Regions from separate parts of the Homo sapiens genome. Here regions 1 and 2 are each linked to region 3. Evidence: read pairs that join two places in POLR2A ChIA-PET (ENCODE). Cell type or tissue: PC-9. All regions are shown on one strand.

Region 1 (8,000 bases), 61 kb before region 3:
CCCTGGGGGAGGATGGCAGGATGGCAAGTGCCCAGTGCTCACAGAGCAGTGTGCTGGATGAGGGGCAGAAGGGAGACGGGGGAAGAAGGGAGGCTACTGTTGCATAGTTTGCCTTAGGACAGCCTTGACTGATGAAACCACCTTCCAGGCTCCAAGAGATTTTTCTCTCCATAGCTGCTCCTGATCTGGCTTAGAGACAATTGCCTCTGCCTTCTTTATCTCTGAAGCCTTCCCCCCAGCCCCACCTACTTGGCTTTTGACTCCTTGCAGGGTTGCAAAGGGGCCTGCAATGCCTGCACTGCCTGTCTCCTGCTTGGGGGGCTCTGGGTTCAGCTGCTGTCTCTAAGCTGGTGGCTGCTTTTGGCTTCTGCTCCAGGAGCTGCAGACGGGCCAGCAGGGGGTCTCCAGAGAGGCCAGACCCTGGAGTTAGTTAAATGAGGACCAGCTGGGTTGAAGCAGGAACGTTTTAGCCTTCCTGAGGCAGACGGAGCCTCAGCCTCAGACCCCTGCCATGCAAGCCCTTTTCCCATCACCCACTCTCTACTCTACTTCTTGGGGCTGAAGTTGTTGATATATTTCAGGCCCTGCCTCCCCAGTCCCTTCCCCCTGCAGCCCTGCTTAGAGGGCCAGCTGACTGCTCTCCCGTCCTGCCTGTCTGCCCTGGTAGTTGCCCTTCAAGCTGGGTAGTAGCTGTAGATATCAGGAGGTGCTGCTGTTCTCCAGGGCTTGGGAAAATATCCTACACTTGACCTTTCCCCCCGGCGGGGAGAGGAATGTTGAGGCCAGAGCTGAGTGGGATCTGCTATCCTGGCAGGCGGCCTGCCTGCGCCTCTGGATGAATGATGGGGATGGGCTAAGAGGGTCAGAGACTCTCCCAGCACAGGCAGAAAAGACTGAGTGCCCCAGACTGGGCCAACCTCTCATCTTTGGGGTCCATTCCCCATGCCAGAGCCCTGGGCTGGCTCTCAAGGCTGTCCCCATCATTCCTGAAACACTGAGCTGTCTGCAGTGTCCTCAGAGTCTGTCACCGCATCACACTCTCTCCAGGGAGGCTGGATTAGCTGCCCAGAGTTAACAGAGAGGGCACTGGGAGGGGGCAATTGTTGATTCTCAGTCTTCACATCTGAAAATGGCAATAGGGCTGGATTTGTGGTTTTCAAGCGGTATTCGGACAAGCCCCAACGTTCCTCCAAGATGCCTCAGAGGCTATAAGGCAAAGGGAAGTATGTGTGTTGGGGTGTTTGGGGAGAGATCAAGGGCGGGCCCCTTTCCAGCCACAGGAGCTCCCCAGTTTCCTGTTCACATCTTGGATCTGACTCCTGAACCCCTGGCAGTCTGGTCCCTGAATCCCTAGCCCCTGCATCCCACACTACTCTGCTTGCCTTGCCTGTGAGTTCCTCCAGCACAAGAGCCTTCCTACCTCCAGGATCTTATGACATCTCCTCCTGACCGTCCTCCTCCATACCTCCTTTCTGAGTTCTGTGCACCCTTCAGATCTCAGCTCCAATGTCATTCCTTTGGGGATACCTTCCCCAAATCCCCTCCCAAGTCTGTATTAGGTCATCTAGCTGCATACGTCTCTTTCTTAGCTCTACTTCAATTGCAGCTCACTGTTGATCTACTTATCTAATTATTTTCCCAGTGTCTGTCTCCTCCACTACACTGTATGCTCACAAGGGCTGGAATCAGGTCTGGATTGCATGCTGCTGTATCCCCTAGCACAGCACCTGGGACAGAGTTGGCATTCAGTAAATATTTGTTGAATGCTGAAACACTGCACAAAGGTTTTGCTCAAAAAAAAAAAAAAAAAAAAGTTGAAAACCGCTGGCCTAGAGGCTCTCTCAGTCAGTCCCCTTCCAATTCCATTTTTTTTTTCTTTGAGACAGTCTCGCTCAGTTGCCCAGGCTGGAGTGCAGTGGTGCGATCTTGGCTCACTGCAACCTCTGCCTCATGGGTTCATGCTATTCTCCTGCCTCAGCCTCCTGAGTAGCTGGGATTACGGGTGTGTGCCACCATGCCTGGTTAATTTTTGTTTTTAGTAGAGATGGGGTTTCACCATGTTGGCCAGGCTGGTCTCGAACTTCTGGTCTCAAGACATCCACTTGCCTTGACCTCCCAAATTGTTGGGATTACAGGCGTGAGCCACCGCGCCCTGCTCCCTTCCAATTCTGCATCCACATCCTTAAAACTTGGATGCAATTACCTTCACCACCAAAATATTTCTGGCCCTCCCCATTAAAACTTTACCTGGCCTTTTCTTAATTTCCATGGTGTTTAGAAGGGAGTGATGTAAACAGTAATGGGAAGAAAAATAAAGGAACTCCAAGAAAGGCAGGGTATTAGCCCCCTCCACCCACTAGAGAAGCAGATGGGGGTGGGGAAGACAGCCATGTGCTGGAAGAAGAGGACAGGGCCCAGCACTCAAACCTCCTCTGAGTCTCAGGGGGTTTGTTTGTCTCAGGACACACCTGTCCCACATCCATTGAGCTGCCTGGCAGGGGAGGAGTTCGCTGCCACTTAGGCTCCAGTGACCATAGCTCTCAGGCCAGCTGTTTCCTTGCCTTTGAATTAGTGGCTGACCCTGTGTTGTCTCCTGCCTGTTCCAAGCAGCCTGGGAGACTTCCAAGCATGTCTTTTACAGGCCAGATGTGTGTCCACTGGCTGTGAATTCTTGTATGGAGAACAGGTGGGTGGTAATTATTCTAGCAGGAGCTGAGCGTGACTGGAAGCTAAGGAGACAATTCTATGGAGCTGTCAAGAACAGAAACAATGTTCTTTTCCTGAGCTTGCTTTTATAGGAGGAGAGGGAGATGCAATCCAGGGCTGTGGCAGGAGCCTTGGCCCCTATGGCAGGTTCTGCAGCGTCCTGGAAATTCCCATCCCCCACCCCATCCATCCCCCACCTCTCTCAATTGACATCCCATGTGTAGAGAACATCTGCTGTGCACATATGCCCAGCACTTCTTCCCTTCCTTGAGTAACAGAAACTCAGCTTTCCTTTGGGAAACTCAAACTCCCCAATTCCATGCATTCCTGGTGGGGCTGCCAGCCACAGGACTCTCCCAACCCTCCATTCTCAAAGGGTGAGCATAGACCCAAGATCTGTCAGACTTTTTCCTGGGGAATTTGAATCTGAGTTGGAGTCATTACCCATAATGGAAGGCAGTTGCTTTAGAATCATCCAAAGCCAGACAGCTCATGAGTTCCCGCTACCCAGACCCCCAAAGCTGCCCTGGTCCCTTCTCAGGCCTGAGTGTTGAAGGCCTCCTTCAGTACCATGTATCTTTCCAACAAATTCTCTTTCGCCACTTATGTTTGCCAGAGCCAGCTTCTGTAACTTGCAGCCAAAGCTGATGTGTATCCCATACGCTTGTATCCCAGCCTTCTTTTCCAGCCCTTTCTCTTTCTCATGTTCTACCTGAAAATCCATTTTTACTTTCCACACCCTGAAAACCTTTATGCCCCCTAACCTTTTTCCCCTGTCAAGAACGCTTAGGAAAGAGTCTATCCCCAATCTTTTTTTTGGGAGGGGGGGCGGCGGGAGGGAGTCTCACTCTGTCGCCAGGCTGGAGTGCAGTGCCACGATCTCAGCTCACTGCAACCTCTGACTCCTGCGTTCAGGCAATTCTCCTGTCTCAGCCTCCCGAGTAGCTGGGATTACAGGTGCCTGCCACCACGCCCAGCTGATTTTTGTATTTTTAGTAGAGATGGGTTTCACCATGTTGGCCAGGATGGTCTTGATCTCCTGACTTCATGATCCACCTGCCTTGGCCTCCCAAAGTGCTGGGATTACAGGTGTGAGCCACCGTGCTGGGTCTTTACCCAATCTTTATACTTCAGAGTAAATGAAAACATTCTCTTTGATCTCCTCTTGGGCAGATGCATTTCTAAGTGCTGACCGAGTGCCTTAGCATCTTGTTTCAGAAATCAGAAGTATTCGTGAAGAGGTGGGAGAGAGATTTCAGGGGGCAGAGTAGACTTTCCCTAAAACGCCCTGCCATGAACCCTGACCCCTTCTCCCCTGCACTTATCCGTCACTTGGATGCAGTGGGAATTGCCTTGTCCCAGACCTGGTCTGTTGGGCAGCTGTTTATATCGGTTCTCTGGGAATTATCCCCTGATACTCATTAAGTTTTGTTCCCACTGGAGTTACCTGCCTCAAGCTGTAAGATCACAATTCCATGCAACTAAGCACCTCCAGTGTGTGTAAGGTTCTGAGTCAGGTGTCTGAGATACAGCTGTTCATGTTTGCAGTCTTGTTGAGCAAACAGAGCCAAACCCACCATGCTGACTACATGAACTGAATGCTGTGGGAGAGCTGAGCCCATGGCCCTAGGATTGCAAAGCAGGGAGGGCTGGAGTCCACCTAGCCTGTCTCTCTCAGCTGGTATATAAATTGGAGTTCTTTTTTTTTTTTTTTTTTTTTTTTTTGAGAGTCTCACTCTGTCACCCAGGCTGGAGTGCAGTGGCACAATCTTAGCTCACTGCAACCTCTGCCGCCTGGGTTCAAGTGATTCTCCTGCCTCAGCCTCCTGAGTAGCTGGGACTACAGGTGCCCGCCACAATGCCCAGCTAATTTCTTTTGTATTTTTAATAGAGATGGTGTTTCACCATGTTGGCCAAGCTGGTCTCAAATTCCTGATCTCAGGTGATCTACCCCTCTTGGCCTCCCGAAGTGCTGGGATTACAGGTGGGAGCCACTGTGCCCAGCTAGAGTTCTTTTCTTATGAGCAATAAGGATTCTAATTTTTATTTTTTGTTATTTATTAATTTATTTTTTGAGACAGGGTCTCGCTCCGTCACCCAGGCTGGAGTGTGTGCCGAGATCATGGCTCATGGCAGACTTCAACTCCCGCGCTCGAGCAGTTCTCCAGCCTCAGCTTCCCAAGTAGCTGAGACCACAGGTGTGTGCTACGACGCCTGAATAATATTTTGATTTTTTGTAGAGATGGAATCTCACCATCTTGCCAAGGCTGATCTCAAACTCCTGGGCCCAGTGATCCTCCAACCTTGGCCTCCCAAAGTGCTGGGATTACAGGTGTGAGCCACTGCACCTGGCCAGGACTCTCATTTGTACATTAAAAAAGAGTAAGGTTACCACAAAGATTTTAGGAGCAAACATAATAGAAATAAGAACTGAACAAGTAGATAGGAAGAATGCCAGGAATGTAGGCAGTAATGAGGCTCCCAGCCCCGGGAACTTTTTGGGGAGCTGCGATTGGATGGTTTAGTTATAACTGTGTGTCTCTGCTTCAGGGCCAAATCATGGGAGAGAATCTGATTGGGCCAGTTTGGGTTGTTTGCCCCATTGCAAATATTGCAACTGGCTGTTCCATCAGACAGCCTAGAAAAGGGAAGAGCAGTTCCCTAAAGGAAAATGGATGCTGGTAGGAGAATAAGAGAGGAAGGATGCTGGGCAGACAGAGCCCGTGATAGTCACAGGCTGGAGGGTGCCACCCTGTCTGCGGGGTGCACTATTCCCTTGTGCTGTTTCCATAGCAACCATAGGCCGAGCAAAAGGCTGGAATCAATGAAAATCACTGGGTGCAGAGAGGGTTCAGTCCTCTTGTGTTATAGGTGGATAAACTGAGGCCCCAAGGGGAGAGGCCACTTGTCTGTGGTCACAGCCTTAGGTTTTCACCTGCAGCCAATGTTGATGCTGAACCAGGAGTGCACAGGGTCAAACTGGATCCACAGGCTCTGCTTCTGGTAGGAATTTTCTGTACCAGAGGTGGGGTGGGGGTGAGGGTCCATATGAAAGCCACTGGGAGGGGCCACCCTGCCTGTGAAAGGTTAATGCAGATGTTCTGTAAATATTTATCCACCTGCGTTGGGCCCACTGGAGCTGGGAGGTAGAGTCAGCACCCCTCCACTTCTAACACCATGCCCAGGATGCAGGCAGAAAGGCCACTCTCGAGTCCCTGGATCCTGGACGTCGGAGAGGAAAAACTACCTGCTGGGGTGATCTGCCCCCTGCACGCACACAAAAGACAGCCCCTGCTGTCTGTCTAGAGCTGTGTCTAGCTCCTGGCTCCAGTGAGGCTTTGTGAGTGATCCTTGGGGCTCCCAAAGTGACCCTCCTCCTGGGTCTCAGGACAGTCCACTGCAGAAGTCACCAGGCTCAGGCCTCCTTCCAGCCCTCGGCTCTCCCCTGCCAGGCCTAGCCAGATCTTCCCAGTCCCAGACAAGCCCTGCCTTAGTGTTTACAGTCTGTGAATACTTGTGGCCATTTCTGCTGCCCTGACGGGGCAGGATGGACTTGCCCATTCCGTCTGCCCTTTTAAGTCAGTCAACTGTCCAGCCTTTGGCTCAGTCCAGCTGTTCTCCTCAGGGCCGGTGCCTGCAGCTGACAACCCCCCTGGGGCCTCCTCCCTCCCCAGGGTTGGCAGGGTGCCTCTGTAGCCCCTTGGCTTTCTCTCCTCCATGCCGCAGTCCCTTGGCATCTTTCTAATCCCCTTTCCCCCAGGAGGTCTTGTTTCAGCCTCATCTGATCAGCCCTCACCTCCCAACCCCTTCTCCTGGCTGTTCCAGCCTCTAGCTTGAGATTCCAGGGGATGGGGAGGGGACAGGCCCTGTTTCCACCACGCTCGGTCTTTTCCCGTCCAGCTGGCATGGGGAGGATCTTCCCTTGCTGGCCTTCACACGCTGTGCCGTTTCCGTCTGCTTCCAGCTCATTAGTGCAGGTATGATGGGAGCCAGACTTGCCTCTTGCCCAACACTGACCTCACGGCTCCTGCTCAGCGACCCCTTCCCGTCCCCTGCCCCAGCTCCCAGTGCTTCCCACCCAGTCTGGAACACTTGGATACAGCACACAGTGTGCGGCCTCCTCCCTACACCTGGCCCCTCCACAGGTTCTCACTCTCTCTCTCAGATTTTCCCTGGCCTGGTTCTCTTTCAGGGTCTGGAAATGGGGAGGCCTTTCTGCCTGGGCAGCCTGTGGATCTAGCCAAACCTTCCTCAGCCAACCCCAAGCCAGGGTGAAAGTCCACTGGCAGGTTTTGTTGGGGCGAGCTAAGGAGGTAGTGAACTCCCAGGGCTGGACAGGACCCCCTCAAATCATCTTAGCCCTTCCAGTGTCTTCTGGGAAACATCACAACCATCCCGGATTGCTGAGCATTTACCAGTTTTCTTGGACAACTGACTTCCCCACTTCCCCTTACCTTTAATAAGAAGAAACGTCACATGAACCGTTTTTTGTTTTGTTTTGTTTTGTTTTGAGACAGGGTCTCACTCTGTTGCCCAGGCTGGGGTGCAGTAGTGCGATCTCAGCTCACTGCAACCTCTGCCTCCCCTGCTCAAGTGATCCCTACCACCTCAGCCTCCCGAATAGCTGGGACTACAGGGCATGCACCACCACGCTCGGCTAATTTTTTGTATTTTTGGTGGAGACAGGGTCTTGCTGTGTTGTAAAGGCTGGTCTCAAACTCCTGAGCTCAAGTGATCCACCTGCCTCAGCCTTCCAAAGTGCTGGGATTGTAGGTGTGAGCCACTGCACTTGGCCACGATCCTTTTTTAATGCGTAGAATCTCTTGCTGCCCTCACTCCCTGCACATACTCACCCACCCAGCCTGTGTTGCACTGACTTATTTTCCACTGCAGTTTTTGTCAACTCCCCTTTTCTTGTGCTCAGTGTGAAGAATACCGCTCACTGTCTTCTATATGGGACAAACAAGCAAATGAAGAAAACGCCTTGGTATAGGTGAAGATCTGACAGAGCCTGCCCTTGGCCTCCTTTTTCTTCAGGCTGAGGGGTTCCAAGGCCTTTCTTCTGGGGACATATAAACTGCCCATCCTGCTGCTCCTTCATGCCTTACCCTCTTGGTTTGCCCTTAGTTATCCCCACCTCTGTTAAGGACTCCGGCAGCTGAGCCTGTACCTCTAGCCCAGGTGGGCATTGAAATGCACATGTGGGTTGTGAAATCACCATAGTGAGTCACAACCAGCATTAAAAACAAAACAGGGCCAGGCGTGGTGGCTCACGTCTGTAATCCCAGCACTTT
Region 2 (8,000 bases), 110 kb after region 3:
TTCACTCCCTACCCACAACCCTACCCTCTGGCCTCTTTCAGGGCAGGTATAACCAAGCAGGAGTAGCTAGACTGCTTTGACCCTACAGGCCAGAACAAACCCATTCTGCAGCCCAAGGGTTGCCACGGTCAGACCCCATTGCTGGAAATGGACAAGGAATTGGTCTCTGAGCCCAGCTCTACCTCAGACTTGCTGCTTATGCCGCAGTGTAGATCCTGAGGCTTGGTGAGTTGCCCGGTTCATCAGCCTACCCTTAGTTCAGTCTACCCAACAATCATCTCAGATGTGCAGAAACCTAGCCTACTTTCTAAAGCAGGCTGATCAGGTTGCACGTTGCTCTAGCTAATTTCTGGCATTTAATGCTTCTCTTCCCTAACCTGGATCTGTCATTTCTGTCATGACTAAAACTTAACCTTTTTCTATTTTGTTGTTAAAGGAGACAGAACAGTCGGTCATATTTCTTAAGGCAAAGGGCCCCCTTAGGCTTGAAAACCATAATCAAATCACCCCTTAGGCTTCTCCATCTGAGGTTGATGGATCTCAGTTGCTTTCCTCATTAATTACAGCTGTATCCTTATTTCTTCTTAAGGCCTCTCCCCTCGTCTTTTAGCTGAGGTATCCGAGACCGCACAAAGAGTAGCCTCAAAGTGCTGATCTGAACTGACGACAGTGGGAAGAGGGCAGGAACCATGAGACAGTCTATGGGGCTGGCATGGAGAGTTTGGTGTGCAGGAGTGGCAGAAGACAAGGTTAGCAGAGGCCAGATCATCCCAGCCTCATCCACCATAGGCAAAGAAGGGACACTCTGCAGAACCCTGAGCTGCTCCAACCCTTCAGGGATGGACAGATAGTAAAGAGAAGCTTGTGACTACAGCCATGGAGGGGCAAAAGGCAAAGGAACTCCAGGAGCCTGTGAGGGCACAGGAGCCAAGGAAGAAGTGTTTAGCTAGGGAGGGAGTGCCCAATGTGGAGTGTTGCAGGGAAGCCACATATGATAAGGACTGAGAAGTGGCCATTGGATTTCAAAACAAGGAAGTTATTGGAGACCCAGGGAGAGCAGTCTGAATGAAGAGAGCAAAATGTGGAGGCAGGCAATGTGCACGACTCTCTCAAGAAGTCCGGCTGTGAAGGAAAGTGGGGTTGCCAGCCTCCAAATGTCCCCCATGATCCGACATCTTGGTATTCTCAGCCTTGTTAGTTCCCTGCCACATTGTATTGGAGTTGGTCTGTGTGCCCAGTAGAAAACAGCAGAAGGGATGGACTGTCACTTCCAAGACTCAAGTACAGTTGCTCCTTGACCCATGAGGGGGTTACATTCCAATAAACCCATCATAAGTGGAAAATATCATAAGTCAAAAATGCATTTAGGCTAAGAATAATGGCTCATACCTGTAATACCTGTAATTGCAGCACTTTGGGAGGCTGAGGTGGGAGGATTGCTTGAGTTCAGGAGTTCGAGACCAGCCTGGGCAACATAGTAAAACCCTGTCTCTGTAAAAAATACAAAAATTAGCCCAGCATAGTGGCACACACCTATAGTCCTATCTACTTGGGAAGCTGAGGCAGGAGGATCACTGGAACCCAGGAGTTCAGGGCTGCAGTGAGCCATGATCATACCATTGCACTCCAGCCCGGGCATTTAACACACCTAACCTACCAAACTCATAGCTTAGCCTAGCCTACTTTTTTTTTTCTTTTGAGATAGCGTCTCATTCTGTCATTCAGGCTGGAGTGCAGTGGCGTGATCACAGCTCACTGCAACCTCCACCTCCCGGATTCAGGTGATTATCCTGACTCAGCCTCCCAAGTAGCTGGAACTACAGGCGTGCACCACCACACCTGGCTAATTTTTGTATTTTTAGTACAGACGGAGTTTCACTATGTTGGCCAGGCTGGTCTCGAACTCCTGACCTCAGGTGATCCACCCACCTCAGCCTCCCAAAGTGCTGGGATTACAGGAGTGAGCCACAGCGCCTGGCCAACATAGCCTACATTAAGCGTGCTTTGAACACTTATGCTAGCATACAGTTAGGCAAAATCATCCTGCAACACAGCACACCACAGAGTATTGATTGTTTTTTGTTTTGTTTTGTTTTTGAGACAGAGTCTCACTCTGTCCCCAGGCTGGAGTGCAGTGGTTTGAACTCGGCTCACTGCAACCTCCACCTCCCAGGTTCAAGCAATTCTAGTACCTCAGCCACCCGAGTAGCTGGGATTACAGGTGTGTGCCACCAAGACCAGCTAAATTTTTTTTGTATTTTTTGTTGAGATAGGGTTTCGCCATGTTGCCCAGGCTGGCCTCAAACTCCTGAGCTCAAGCAATCTTGCCCACTTCAGCCTCCCAAAGTGCTGGCATTACAGACATGAGCCACTGCACCCGGCCTTGTTTATTGTTTTATGTTTGTTGTTTTATGCTGCTAAATTTTGGGGTAATATGTTACAGAAGCAACAGAGAATGAAGGCAGGGAGACTGAGATAAGGATATGAGGACAAGGGAGAGGATTTTTGTTTTGTTTTTAAAGAGTGAATCTGAAACATGTTTAAATGCTAATGAGAAGAAGCCAGTAGACAGGGGAAAGTGGAAAATTAGAGAGAAGGGCATGGGAAATCAATTGAATGAGGTTTTCGGGCAGGTGGAAAGAGAGAGGGCCTAATGTACTTGAAGGTGTTAGCCTAAGTTTCTAGGAGGGACACCTGGATCCTCTCCCATTGTGACCAGAGAGCAAAGGAGGAAAGGACAAAATCTGTTTGGCAGCAGGATATTGATGGAATTTCTGCCAAATATCTTATTTTCTCGTGATGTTATCCACTGAGAATATGGAGGGAGATGTTGGGGAAGGTGCTGTATTGAAAAAAGTAGAGAAGTCTGAAAGAGCTAATGGCGAGCTCAGGAAACAGAAAATTCTGGGCAGAGAAAGAGAAAATTGGTGTGATGGACGGGCGCGGTGGCTCACGCCTGTAATCCCAGCACTTTGGGAGGCCAAGGCGGGCAGATCACCTGAGATCAGAAGTTCGAGACCAGCCTGGCCAACATGGAGAAACCTGACTGTGTAGTCCCCTCGGTCTCTGCAGCTGTGTGACTTTTCTCCAGTGGTGCCCAGCATGCTAGATATGGGTGCAGAAAAAGCAAATAATTGAATTCCCTTTGAGCTGGGGCTTATGCCAAAGGGGAGTCATGAAAAGACAAGGGGGCCACGGAGATGAGGCTGTTCGTATAAGAGCGATTAAAAGAAGCCAGGCACAGTTGCTCACTCCTGTAATCCCAGCACTTTGGGACACCAAGGCGGGCAGATCACTTTGAGCTCAGGAGTTCAAGACCAGCCTGGCCAACATGGTGAAACCCTGTCTCTATTAAAAATACAAAAATTAGCCCGGCATTGTTGGCCGGCACCTGTGATCCCAGCTATAGCTATTAATACATGGGAGGCTGAGGTGGGAGAATGGCTTGAACCCAGGAGGCGGAGGTTGCAGTGAGCCGAGACCACACCACTGCACTCCAGCCTGGGAGCCGAAGCAAGAGTGATTAGAAGAAATGGAACATGGGCCCAGGCTGGCCCAGGATGGAAGGGAAAACAGGAAGGGTCAATACGAGGAGAAAAGAAAAAGCCAAGGGTTTCTCAGTGGACCAGCGCTGTCACAGGCAGTTGTAGTTTGAAAGGCTGGGGAGAGCACGAAGTGCGTGGGGTTGTAGCCCGCCTGCAGGAAATTTGGATCTAACATTCCAGAGGTGGGGCAGCTCTGAAATGACCAGGTTCAGGAGGTGGCTGTGGAATGGGGGCCTACAGTAGAGTGACCAAGCTGGTGGGAGGGTGGGGTCCCTGGGGATGTGACATCATCCCAGATGATGATGACATTTAAGTTTGCAGCTGTTAATAGGGAAAGCGAGGTCTTCTGTGAACAAGACGGATCCACGGCAGCACCAAGAAGAACAGAGTGTAGAGTAGGTGGTAAGAGCCCCACTGGAACAGGGCTGAGACGGTGAGACAGGGCAGGGCTTAATGGCTTGCTGATCCGGAGTCTGCCATCTGCTTCCTGAGCTTAAAGCCTGAGAGGAAAGGGCAGCTTCCACCTGAGAAGGCACAAAGGGAAGCCATGTCTGTAGGAGAGAGCCAGGCCATCAGGCCACAGAGATGAGAGGGAGGAAGAGCTGGGGGTCCCTGGAGGTCCAGGGGAAATTTTGAATGGACGGAGAGCCATGGAAGGAGGGAAGGGGAATCCTAGAAGCATCTGGGAGGAGAGCAGAAGCCTCGCTGGCAGAAGGGGCTACTTCCTGGGGACAGTAGATTTGGCTGGCTGCAATTTTTAAAGAAATCCATCTGGGCAGTGAGTTATTGGGGCCTCTCTGAAGGAGTCAGCAACAGCCCTGGACCACACGCACAGGCTGGTGCCATGACTCAGCCTGGGTTGGAATTAGCAGTGGCCTCTGGTGGCTGGTGGCGGTAGTGGGGGGCTTTGGCCAACTAATGTAGAGGTAGCCAAGGCCTGGACGTTACAGCCCTGAAGGGGCTGCATGTCCCCCCACAGGCTCCTGGACCAGAGTCTGGCCCTGTGTCCTGAAGATGCAGGGTACCAAGCATGGTTTGAAAAGTGATCTGTTTGGCCTGAGCTTAGCAGCAAGTAAGAACAAGTCCTCACAATTTCAGTCACATGATTCCCGAGAACTGTTCTGTTTTGTTTTGAGACACGATCTCACACTGTCGCCCAGGCTGGAGTGCAGTGGCACAATCTGGACTCACTGCAACCTCCGCCTCCCACTCTCAAGGGATCCTCCCACCTCAGACTCCTGAGTAGCTGGGACTGTAGGCTTGCACCACCATGCTCAGCTAATCTTGTATTTTTTATAGAGACAGGGTTTCGCCATGTTGCTCAAAGTCCTGGGCTCAAGCGATCTGCCCGCCTCAGCCTCCCAAAGTGCTGGGATTACAGGTGTGAGCCACCACACCCAGCCACCTGTTTTTATGCATCCCTGTCTCCTGCTGGTTTTTGAGGCACAGCCAGCTTGCCAACACAATGACCCAGGGACTTTCCCTACCGTGCCCTCTCCCCTCCAGAGACAGAGACAGTGCTGCTTGCTCCCCTTGGCCTGCTGGGTGCATGCTGCTGCTCTCAGAGCTCCAAGCTGTCTGCTCTAGATAACTTCTCCACTCAGCGTCTCATCCCAACCTCCAAGATGCTGTGCGGGTCCTGCCACAGGCTCTCACACACATTGCCCACAGCCCCGACACCATCACACGAAACAGGCACACTTCCCTGTCCACTGCAGACGGTGGACAGCAGGGAGTTCCAGAGGGTGCAGGGAAAAGTGGAGACAGCAGACAGAGCTCCCCAGACCCAGGGCTTGGTCTCCTTACCCACAGAATGGGGTTAATCACATCTGCCTGACTCCTTCACAGCAGTCATGTCAAGGTGTGTATAAAATGTTTGCTGACAAACCTGTTCAAAAGTGCCCATTTAATTATTTTCTAGGTACAAAAAAAATTTTCTGGGTGATGCTATAATAGCTCTCTGGACTTGTCTGTAATAACTAGTATTTGCACAGCACTTTTTTTTTTTTTTTTTTGAGATGGAGTCTTGCTCTGTCACCTGGGCTGGAGTGCAATGGTGCGATCTTGGCTCACTGCAACCTCCGCCTCCTGGGTTCAAGCGATTCTTCTGCCTCAGCCTCCCGAGTAGCTGGGATTACAGGCACCTGCCACCACGCCCAGCTAATTTTTGTATTTTTTTTTAGTAGACACAGGGTCTTCACCATGTTGGCCAGGCTGGTTTTGAACTCCTGAGCTCAGGTGATCCACCCACCTCAGCTTCCCAAAGTGCTGAGGTTACCCGCCAAAGTGCTGGGATTATAGGTGTGAGCCTCCGCACCCAGCCTGCACAGCACTTTCTAACCTGCAAAGCACATTCACAAACTTGCTTAGGGGCAATCATATTTGAAAGGGCCTAGCATAGAGCCTGACATACAGACTACACTCAGTAAATGAGTTATTATTTTCTCACTCAGTCCTCACAGCTCCATTTTATAAATGAAAAAACTGAGGTTTAAAGGGGTTAATAGACCTACCCAAGTTTCTCTCAGAAATTGTTCCAAGCTGGGCGCAGTGGCTCTCCCGTAATCCCAGCACTTTGGGAGGTCGAGGCGGGAGGATCACTTGAGCCCAGGAGTTCGAGAGCAACCTAGGCAACATAGTGAGACCTCATCTCTACAAAAAATAAAAAAAAATTAGCTAGGCATGGTGGCACTTGGCTGTAGTCCCAGCTACTCAGGAGGCTGGGGTGGGAGAATCACTTGAGCTCACAAGATTGAGGCTGCAGTGAGTTGTGACCGCACCACTGCAGCTCCAAAACTGAAGGCTTCTGATTCCAAATCTCGAGCCCTTTAAATTGCATCACCTGCCTCTGTGGGAAACAGCAGACCCCTTTTCAATGATCCTAATAAGCTTTGGAGAGAGGCAAGAGTCCCCTGGGAGGGGAAATGGAGCGTATGGCTTTGGGCCTCTTTGCTGCCCCCCTTCTATAGGATAATCCTGAGAAGCACCTACAGAAATCCTGCGTCCAGGAACAAGTGGATAAAAAGGGAATAGGAAGCAGGGAGAGGAAGAATATAAACAACCAAGCTGAAGACAGCCAGAGAAAGTAAATGTGACCAGTGAGGCAGAGAGCTGATGGATGGCAGCATCTCTGGAGGAGGAAATGTGGCCGCAGAGGATGGAAGGAGGGTGCGGGAGGCCCAGAGAAGCAGGGCGGGAGAGTGGCTCTTGGTGAATCAGGCGTGCAAGGAGCTGCTGTTTCTCCTCAGTGCAGGATATTGATGGCTTATTGACCCAAAGCATGGGAGAGGGCGCCTGCTAGGGGAGAAGGAGCTCAGCCCAGGGCTGGCTAGGGGAATGGGGAGGCAAGGGCTGTGGGAAAGGAGGCCTGGGAGCAAGGACCAGTGTGAGGGAGGGAGAGGGATGGAGGAGGCAAGTGGGGTGACGCCTTGTGGAGCAGGAGAGGGCATCGACCCAGCACCTGACCTGGTTTTCTGAGGTCGCCTGGGGTCCCTTGAGTGCTGGAAACCACTAGCTACTTTGCCCAGCCTTCCCGGCTGTCAAATCTCTTTGAAGGCCTTGGGCACGCTGGCCCCAGATGCTTAGCATGCATCGGATAACACTCAGACCGTTGTGGCAAAATTAGCCAATTTCCAAAACCCATTAAATACGCCTCCTGATAGCATCTCTCTCAGGGCCATTTTCAAAAGCGTGAACTGCCTGGGAAGCCTTCACCATGGCTAGTTCTAGGCTGCCTTCTCCTCCCATGTGGCCTGACTCCATGAACTGAGTGACTTCCCTCCATGGCTCCTGCAGGGGCACAGCTGTTGCTCCTAGAATCCTGCCGCCGAGAGCCAAGGTGGCCCTACTAGGAAGTCCTATTGCATACGTCCAGCCCCCAACTGATGGACAACACACCAGGCTCCTGGACAGTGGTTTCCAGCTCCAGCTTGGAAGGAAATTTGCTGCATAACCCCCACCCCCAGCTCCAGTGACCCCTCTTTTATAAGATGGAAACAAAATGCATTTATACCTCATTGGGAAAAGGAAATGGAAATTTAAAAGTCAGAGAATTGAAAAGGATCTTTATTTTATTTTATTTTATGGGTTTTTGTTTTGTTTTGTTTTGAGATGGAGTTTTGCTCTTGTTGCCCAGGCTGGGGTGAATGGCACAATCTCAGCTCACTGCAACCTCCCCCTCCCAGGTTCAAGTGATTCTCCTGCCTCAGCCTCCTATATAGCTGGGATTACAGGCATGCACCACCAGGCCCGGCAAATTTTTTTGTATTTAGTAGAGACGGGGTTTCACTGTGTTAGTCAGGCTGGTCTCAAACTCCTGACCTCAGGTGATACACCTGCCTTGGCCTCCCAAAGTGCTGGGATTACAGGCATGAGGCACTGCGCCCAGCAAAGGATCTTAAATATGACCTACCTACCTCCTTCACTTTATATGTGAGAAAACCAACACCCAGAGAG
Region 3 (8,000 bases):
CACTTAACATCACTAAGCATTAATGTCCCTTTCTGTAAAATGAGAGGGTTAATTCTCCCCTCACTGGGATGTTGTGAGAATTAACTAAGACGTGTGTGAAAGATTGCTTTGTGAGTTTTAACATGCCTTGCAAATGCTTGTTATTACTTTTTAGCTGTCCTGACACTGGGCTTGGGTATTTGCTCATGCCTGGTATATGTACAGAAGCCACTTTTAGGAAGAAGCTCCTTAATGAGGCCCTTGAGGAAATAGTTTAGAGGAAATCTTTTAATTTTAAGCTTAGGGAAGGACATCCCCTGTTGTGTCCATCTTAACACAACAACAGGGGATGTCCTTCCATCATATCATACTCTCTGTGACAGGTACCCCAAGAGTTGTACAGTGTACAGCGTATGCAGCTGTATGTGGTGACCCCAGACCTGGCTTCTTCCCTAGAAGGAGATGTCTCCCATTTTTCCAATATTTAATATTTTCAAACCTCAACTTGAGAGTCCTTTCCTCTGGCTCACTTTTTATTTCCACAGTACTTTCTATTTTCCACTTTCTAACGTAGCATATAATTTACTTATTTATTACATTGGTATATAATCCATTTTTCCCAGTTACTATATTCCTCAAGAGCAGGGATCTTTGTTTTGTTCACTGACATATCCCAAGCTCCTAGAATGGTGCCCAGGATATAGCAGGCCCTCACTAACTAAATATCCACTGAATGGACACCCCTGTCCTAACGCATCTTCTGTTGCTTCCTAGAGCAGAGAGATGGTCTCAGGGCCATTTCCTTCTGAGCTGATGCTCGGGCCATCCCCTAGCAAGTCACTGACATGGAGGGGCTCTCCCAGCCCTCCCAACAGGTGGTGCTTCCTCACCCTGTGCCCCTTGGCCCTGGGAGTCGGAAGCCAGGCAAACTGAGGGCAATGCCTCTCCCCTGAGGGCAGGGAGAGTGGGCTTGACAGACCCTCAGGAGTGCTGAGAGTCTGGACAGGGGGTTGTGGCAGCTGTAAAGGAGGCTCCTCCTGGTTTCTTCCATCTCTTGGGCCTTAGAAGAGCCCCCATGACTCCCCTTCCCTGGGGCTGTGGGTTTGGAAGAGGGAGGGCTCAGAGGGGTTAGGAAGAAGGGGAATGCTCACTGTAGGCCTCCAGCCAGATCCAATGGAAGAGATTTTATTTTCCCAAGTCTGAGGGTGCAGAAGCCCTGCTCATGCTTTTTGAGGAGAGTGGGAAGAGACCTTTGTCTCAGCCAAGAACTTCCTTCACCACCCACGCCCCATCTCCCTGCTGTTGCAGAGGGTAGGTTCTAGAAATGTGGATGGGCCACACTAAGGCTTGTGGAGGGTCCCTTGGCACTCAACCTCTGCCAGCCCCAGTGCATCCCTGTCCAGCAGAGACTATTTGGAGTGGCCAGATGGGTCTGAGGCACTGTGTTCCAGCCAGGCAGGGGAGGGACGCCTGCTGTTCTGCATTGGACCTTTCAGCTGTTGGACACAACACCAGGGGTTGTCCTTCACATTATAGTCTCTGTGACAGGTAACCCAAGAGTTGTGCAGTGCACAGCCTGTGCAGCTGTATGTGGTGATACTAGACCTGGCTTCTTTCTGGGAAGGAGAGAGATGTCTCCTATTTCCCTTACAAAGTGTATTGCTTCAAGGCCGTCCTTTCCAGCTGGGTTTGGCTGTTGAGGTCCCTTCGAGGTTCCCCTGAAAGGGGGATGGATCTCTGGGCCTTTGTAGTGTTAACGTGCATCTCTCCAACCCACACAAATACCTGAGATCCATGGAGGTCAGGCCCTGAGCAGGCCACGGCTGGCCTTAGGGGGTACAGGTGTGGGATGATAAAAAGACTCCAGCTCTGGGCAGATGTAGCCCAGGGCACACGGTCTAGCTATGCTTTGATCCGGAGCCTAGAAGTCCCAGGAGAGGTTGTGAGGAAGGTGGGGGCCAGTGTGCCTTCCTTCTTCTGCGTGATAAAGCCGGCAACCTCTTCCTTTTCTCATGCTGGGCACAGAGCAGACATCTCTGGGTTGGTGAGGATGCCGAGCTCAGGCCTCTGAGTGCTCAGGGGAGGAGGCCCCGCCTTCTCCCCACATGGGGCACTGGGCAGATTCAAGGGAAATGGTGTCTGCTTTCTACACACTTCCTCCTACCTTCCCCCTTCTCCCATTTGAGCCTGAAGGCGGACATCTGGCCCAAGAAGATCTCAAACTCTCTGATGACAACCTAGTGACTCCCTTTTTTAGTATTCTCCCAGAGCTGAGGAATATATGGACCGCATCCTGGGTTTGGTTTCAGGAGAGGACTCCTCCCAGCCCTGCCCCAGGTCCAGCCCTAAACAAATCTCTGAGATACGAGCTATTCACCTTCTGTCCTCCCAGAGCCTACAGTTCGGTGATGGGGAAAGCTACCTTTTCCAGTTCATCATCATCATCTTCATCATCAGTAGGATTTATTGCACCCTGCTGTGTTTCAGGCATTGTGCTAGATTCCTACCCTATTCTTTTCCTCCTTGCTGTCCCCACTTTAGAGTCACCAGCTCAGTGACATGCAGGACATGGATGTTGTACAAATGTCTTTTGGTCAATTGTGTCGTGTCCAAATAGTGGAGTATAAATGGCATAGCACAGGGACCAGCACCCAGGAGCACAGGGGTGCAGAGGTTCCCCAGAGCTCATCATGGCCTTAGTGGTGTGCTTAGAATTATGGTTACCATGGCGGAAGTTTGGGTTAAGATTGACTAGCACTAAGGTTGTGGTTAGGGTGACATTCTATTTAACAGTACGGTAGTGGTTAGGGTAAGATTAGAGGAATAACTTTAGCAGTGCAGCATTAGGGTGAGGTTTTAATCTTAGGATTGTGGTCAGGGTTGGGTTAGGGTTATGCTAAAGTAACATTTAGGACTGTGGGTGTTTTCGATTGTATGTGTGGTTGTTGTTCTAACCCACCATTGATGGAGCCTTATTGAATAAGCTGACAGTTTACAGGCACCACCTAATTTAATACTGGGGACAGCTCGGCACAGTGGCTAAGAGCATGGGCCACGAGTCAGACAGATCCCGGTTCCACTTGACTCGGTTACTCCCCAGTCGTGCTATCAAGTGTGTTCTTTCACCTCCCCGAGTCTCAATGTGAAAGACTGATGATACCAATACTGGCTGCGCAGAGCTGTGGTCAGAATAACACAAAGGAATGTGGATAAAGTGCCGGCTCACATAGGTAAGTGCTCAGTACTCGATAGCAAATACTTTTTCTTGTCTGGGTCAGTTAGAGTTCCAGCAGGAAAGGGATGGCACACTCGATGTATTTATTTACAAAAGCACTGGCAGAGTCAAGAGAAAACAATGAATAATGGTGGAGTATCCCAGGGTAGTTACGTAGGCAAGCTCTTACCCTCCAGGTCTAAAGGGGCAAGGGACCAGCAGTCATAAGAACCCAGGGTAGCTCAGGCTATAGGAGAGGGCCATGGACAGGGCTGCGGCCTCTGGTGGAGGAATGCAGCCACTGCTCACCTGCAGTACCTGTTGCGAGGGAGCTGGGAGGATCTGCACCTCCACTCACCCTTCTCCTGCCCTCTGACCTCCTGCCACAGTTCCCCACTGATGGAACTGGACCAGAAGGCAGAGGGCAAAGGAATCTCCCAGGACTCAGAGTGGGATGGAGAGGGATCCAGGGGCAAGTGGAAGATCTTCAGCACATTTGCCAGTCCTTGCCATGACCCTGTGAGGAGGGTATTCCCATGACTCCCACTTTGCAATGAGGACACTGAGGGTAAGGGCGATTCCAGCCTAGCTCTCCTCGACTTCAGAACTTGTGATTATAGTCATTGTGCGAACCAGCCTCCAGGGCATGTGAGCGTAGGCAAGTGCGGAAACATCCAGCTTGGCTTGGAAACTGCAGAGTACTGGGTTAGGCAAGGTATCCAGCGTCTTTTCAGAAAACTACAGAAGTCGGTGAGAGCCTGGAGCAGCATTCGGCCTCATTAAAATGTTAATGTATACAGTTTCCAGCACCGGACTTAAAATAACTAGTGACAATAAACATTTCAAGCTTGTAGCTATGTTCATAGCATCTAGCCAACTTAAATCCTGTAGGATTTTTGTTTGAAAGGAAGAGGCTGGGAGCAATGAAGCAAGAAAAGAGAGGAAAGACTGGCAAAGCTCTTTTTCAGATGGCCCAGGGAAGGTTCGCCCCATCCGGCTGCTTTTTACAGAACTGGCTGCTCACTCAGTGAGGGTCTCCCTCTGCGGGGGTATGTGTGTGTATGCGTGTGTGTGTGGCGGGGCGTGGGTGGAAGCTGTGGAGAGAACATGTCTCAAAAGTCATAATGGAGATTTTTTCAGGCTCCGTGAATTCTCCTTTTGAGCTCAAGTTTTTCAAATATGTATCAGGTTTCACCTCTTGTCCAGGACATAAAGGAGGTTTCTGATTTATGGGTCCGGTAGTTTTTCCAGTTACTCCATCTTTAAATCTGCCATCAGTTAATTAATTTGCCACGGTCAGAAAAGGCACTGTGAGCTTCCCAGGTGAAAATAACTTTAGCAAAGTATGATCACAGTTTAAAAAAAAAAAAAAGGGAGGCATTCTGAAACATACACTTGTTTCCACTTGTGAAATTAACTGAATCAGTGTCTCGGCACTCCTCCTCCTCCCCCTGTCATGGCGCATGCACACACACACACTCTCTCTCTCTCTCTCTCACACACACACACACAGACACACACACACACACACACACCCCACCTCTGCAGAAGGGCTAAAGGGGAAGATTTAAACCTGGCAGGATAATTTCCCAGAAAAGGATTAGAAGGGGAAAATGGATTAACTGCAAAGTCATCTGATGACTGTGTTGTATGAGGCTGCTTGGGACCCAGAGGGGTGTATTCGTCTGTCTGTGTCTATCTGTCTGCAGATGACACCGGGAAGATTGCTAAATGATTCCCAATAATGAAATGTGAAAACACATAGTTGCTTTGCTAGCCACATAGCTGTGGTTTTGTGTCTGTGATTCATGGTGGAAGTGAGTAGCTGCGACAAGCATTCTGTGGGTTTTTTTTTTTCTCCTTATTTCTCCTACAAAAATATTTGTGAAAGGTCTAAAAGGAAGTGGAGTACTTTTTGAAAAGAAAAAAAATCCCTGTTCCTTGCAAAACAAAGATTACAGATGAAAACTTCTGGAGCTACCACATTTCTGCTTCCAGATGTCGCCTACGCTGCATTTTCCTCCTGGAGCCTCAGCCCTGCCCACGATGTAACATGTCCACCCGCGAGTGCCCGCAGCAGAGGCCACTTGAGGGAGTCTGCATCTGCAGGGGTCTGGCGGTATCCTCTCAAGACCCCAGCCAGGCCACGCCCTTCCAGGGGAGAAAAATTAATTCCACATTTCTTTCTTTTTTGATGTTCTTGGGACAAGGTCAGAGGCTCCACAAAATGCAGTAGCGTGTGAGGGCAGAATTGTGAAATAATTTATGTCTTAAATAAACCTGAGTTTGAATCTCAGCTCCACCACTTAGCTATGCAGCCTACAGTGAGTGATTTAACCTTGTGAGCTTCAGTGTTCTCATCTGTAGGCTGGGGATGATCATTGCTACCTTATGGAATTGTCAGAAGGATTGACTAATCCACGTAAGTGCATCTGGCACATTTTTGGTCCTCTATAAATGACACCCAGTCTTTTTTGGTGGGGAGGAGGATGGAGTCTCGCTCTGTTATCCAGGCTGGAGTGCAGTGGCATGACCTCGGCTCACTGCAACCTCTGTCTCCCAGGTTCAAGCAATTCTCCTGCCTCAGCCTCCTAAGTAACTGGGGAATTACAGGTGCCCACCACCATGCTCAGCTAATTTTTGTATTTTTAGTAGAGACGGGGTTTCACTATGTTGGCCAGGCTGGTATCGAACTCCTGACCTCAAGTGATCCGCCCACCTCAGCCTTCCAAAGGGCTGGGATTACAGGCATGAGCCACCGTGCCCACTCTTTTTTTTTTTTTTAATATAAAGAAAAGTGGTTTATTTGGTTCATGGTTCTGTACATTTGTTCAAAGTCTCACCGTACCCACTCTTACTTGTCCCCTGCCTCGGGGGTTATCTGAGCCTTTCAGAAATGCAGCAGCGGTCATCAGAAACTTTGAGAATTTGCCCAGAGCACTTGAAGGTGTTTCCAGACCTGGGAGGTTTCTGGTCACAGCCAAGGGTGAGCAGCAGGGTGGGGAAGGGAATCTCATCCCCCAGAGGCAGACAGAGCTCAGCCTGAAGACCCTGGCCCAGCACTTCCCTGCTGGGGATGACCCCGGGCAAGTTAGCAGGCTCCCTGTGCTTCAGTTTTCTCTTCTGTAAAATGGGGACACTAGTTCCTGTATCATAGGGTTGCTGTACTAATCAAGTAAATAAAAAAATAAAATGCCTTAGCAGAGGCCTGGCACATCATAGGTTGACAGATTTGGGCTGCTAGATTGCTGAATGGAAGCTTTCCAGGTTGGGGCCCTAGTTCCCATAGAAATCTCCTTTTGTTTATGGCCCCGGGGTAAATTTCCAGCCCCTGTGAGAGCGGAAAGGGCAGGCTGGGACTTTGGCCAGTTCCTGAAAGTGTATCTTTGACCCAGGTCCCTAGCTGCCTTAGTCTACAGTGTGCTTGTCGGGGCAGGCCCACGAGTGGGGTAAACACATCTGGAGTCAGGCCTGTGTTTGCTGTTCAATAAGCCAGACCTGCTAAGCTTGTGCATGGGCATGTGTGGGGGCGCATCATGGAGGGTGGAAGGGTCCTGAAGGCCATGAGCTGGGAACTCAAGGGTTCAGGAGGTGAGCATCTCATGGCCAAGTTAGTGGTGGTGAGATGTTTGTATACCAGGTTTGCTGTGGCTTTGGGAAAGAGTCCTAGCTCAATCCCCTCAGCCTAGGTGTCTCTCCTCCCCTTCCTCCAGCCCCTCCTCCAATCTCCTGTAGCACTTGCCAGGTCCCTAGGCCCTGCCTTGCATTTTCATTCCCTTTTCATGGCTGCAGCTCTCCAGCCACTTCTGGTTTTCATACACTTCCTTGTAGTTAATGCAGCATCACCATGGCAGCTTGTGGAGGGAGTTTGGCTGCAGTGATGGGAGGGGTGAGATGAGCTTTAGAGCCTGGCAGTCCTGAGCTTTAGGACTGTGGGTTTTGCCGTTCATGAGATACGTGAGCTTGGGCCAGCTACCTTCCTCCTTCATGCCGCAAATTTCTCATAGGTCATAGTGGGGCAGAGACACCTATGTCTTAGGTTCTTGTTAGGGGACCTTTATAAGGTCATGTGTGTTTGGTGCCTGGTGCTCAGCCTGTGTTTAGTAAGTATAGCAATTATTTCATCAAGACAGGTTGTGTGGGAAGGACTCTGACGCCCCAGCAGATACCCAGAGGAAGAGATACCAGTGGACAAATCTCATTATAGTCTGATCTCTGCCCCTCAGCACAGCTGGCTTCTGTCATTGGACCTGGGAGGAGTAACCCCCTTTTGGCATGAGCAGATGCCCTGTTCTAATAGCCAGGGGAAACCCAGGCCTTGATCTGAGCTCCAGCAGCACGTCTGTACACAACTTTAGTCCTTCAGTTCAACATTCCCAGTGTCTGCCCACCCAAAGAACCTGTGCTAAGAGGGGGTCTCCTGCAATTAGACCCCATAACACATTCCAAGTGGTAAGCCAGGAATAAATAACCTTCTCCTGTGTGAATCTCATACTTCCTATTAATCATTCTTCCATTCATTCAGGCCAGTTGGAAGAAAGGATGCTAAAAAGAGGGATGTTCTCTGAGTCGGGCAACTGACAAGGATTTTGTTCAGACTTGGCCACCCTTCTTTCCCTCCCTCCCTCCCTCCCTCCCTCCCTGCTTCCCTTCTTCCCTCCTTCCCTCCATCTCTATCTTCATTCCAGGCACTAGATGACTTGGACCCATGCCTCGCCTCTAAGAGCTCACATCCAGCGGTTTGACATGCTCAAGCAGCTACAGCACACCCAGCCCTTGGGAAGCTTTTGCAAGTGCTCTAGGAGAC

What was found. Peaks named below come from ENCODE experiments on the same cell type or tissue, not always from the same donor. Only the 100,000 strongest peaks of a DNase experiment are listed, where the experiment ranks them.
Region 1: POLR2A ChIA-PET joins it to region 3 with 18 read pairs; 3 of 35 experiments call an interaction of 5 or more read pairs at or near these places.
Region 2: POLR2A ChIA-PET joins it to region 3 with 10 read pairs; 2 of 35 experiments call an interaction of 5 or more read pairs at or near these places.

What each region holds. Positions count from the first base shown.
Region 1 is chr14:74,629,751-74,637,750 of GRCh38, reverse strand. No RefSeq gene overlaps it. Among named protein-coding and RNA genes, the nearest start is that of LTBP2, 22 kb to the right of the region's middle. RefSeq lists a silencer at 2,411-2,705 and enhancers at 5,709-6,357, 6,358-7,007. In PC-9, no CTCF peak of the experiment used is centred here; DNase peaks (open chromatin) are centred at 4,240 and 7,905.
Region 2 is chr14:74,456,182-74,464,181 of GRCh38, reverse strand. It overlaps a transcript of SYNDIG1L not described here. Among named protein-coding and RNA genes, the nearest start is that of MIR4709, 20 kb to the left of the region's middle. In PC-9, CTCF peaks have their summits at 4,238 and 4,443 (motif pointing left); no DNase peak of the experiment used is centred here.
Region 3 is chr14:74,569,013-74,577,012 of GRCh38, reverse strand. The region is part of intron 3 of LTBP2 (latent transforming growth factor beta binding protein 2); the gene reads left to right. Among named protein-coding and RNA genes, the nearest start is that of LTBP2, 39 kb to the left of the region's middle. In PC-9, CTCF peaks have their summits at 3,255 and 3,458 (motif pointing left); DNase peaks (open chromatin) are centred at 3,462, 3,822, 4,982, 6,482 and 1 weaker place; H3K4me3 peaks cover 3,091 bases; H3K27ac peaks cover 7,877 bases.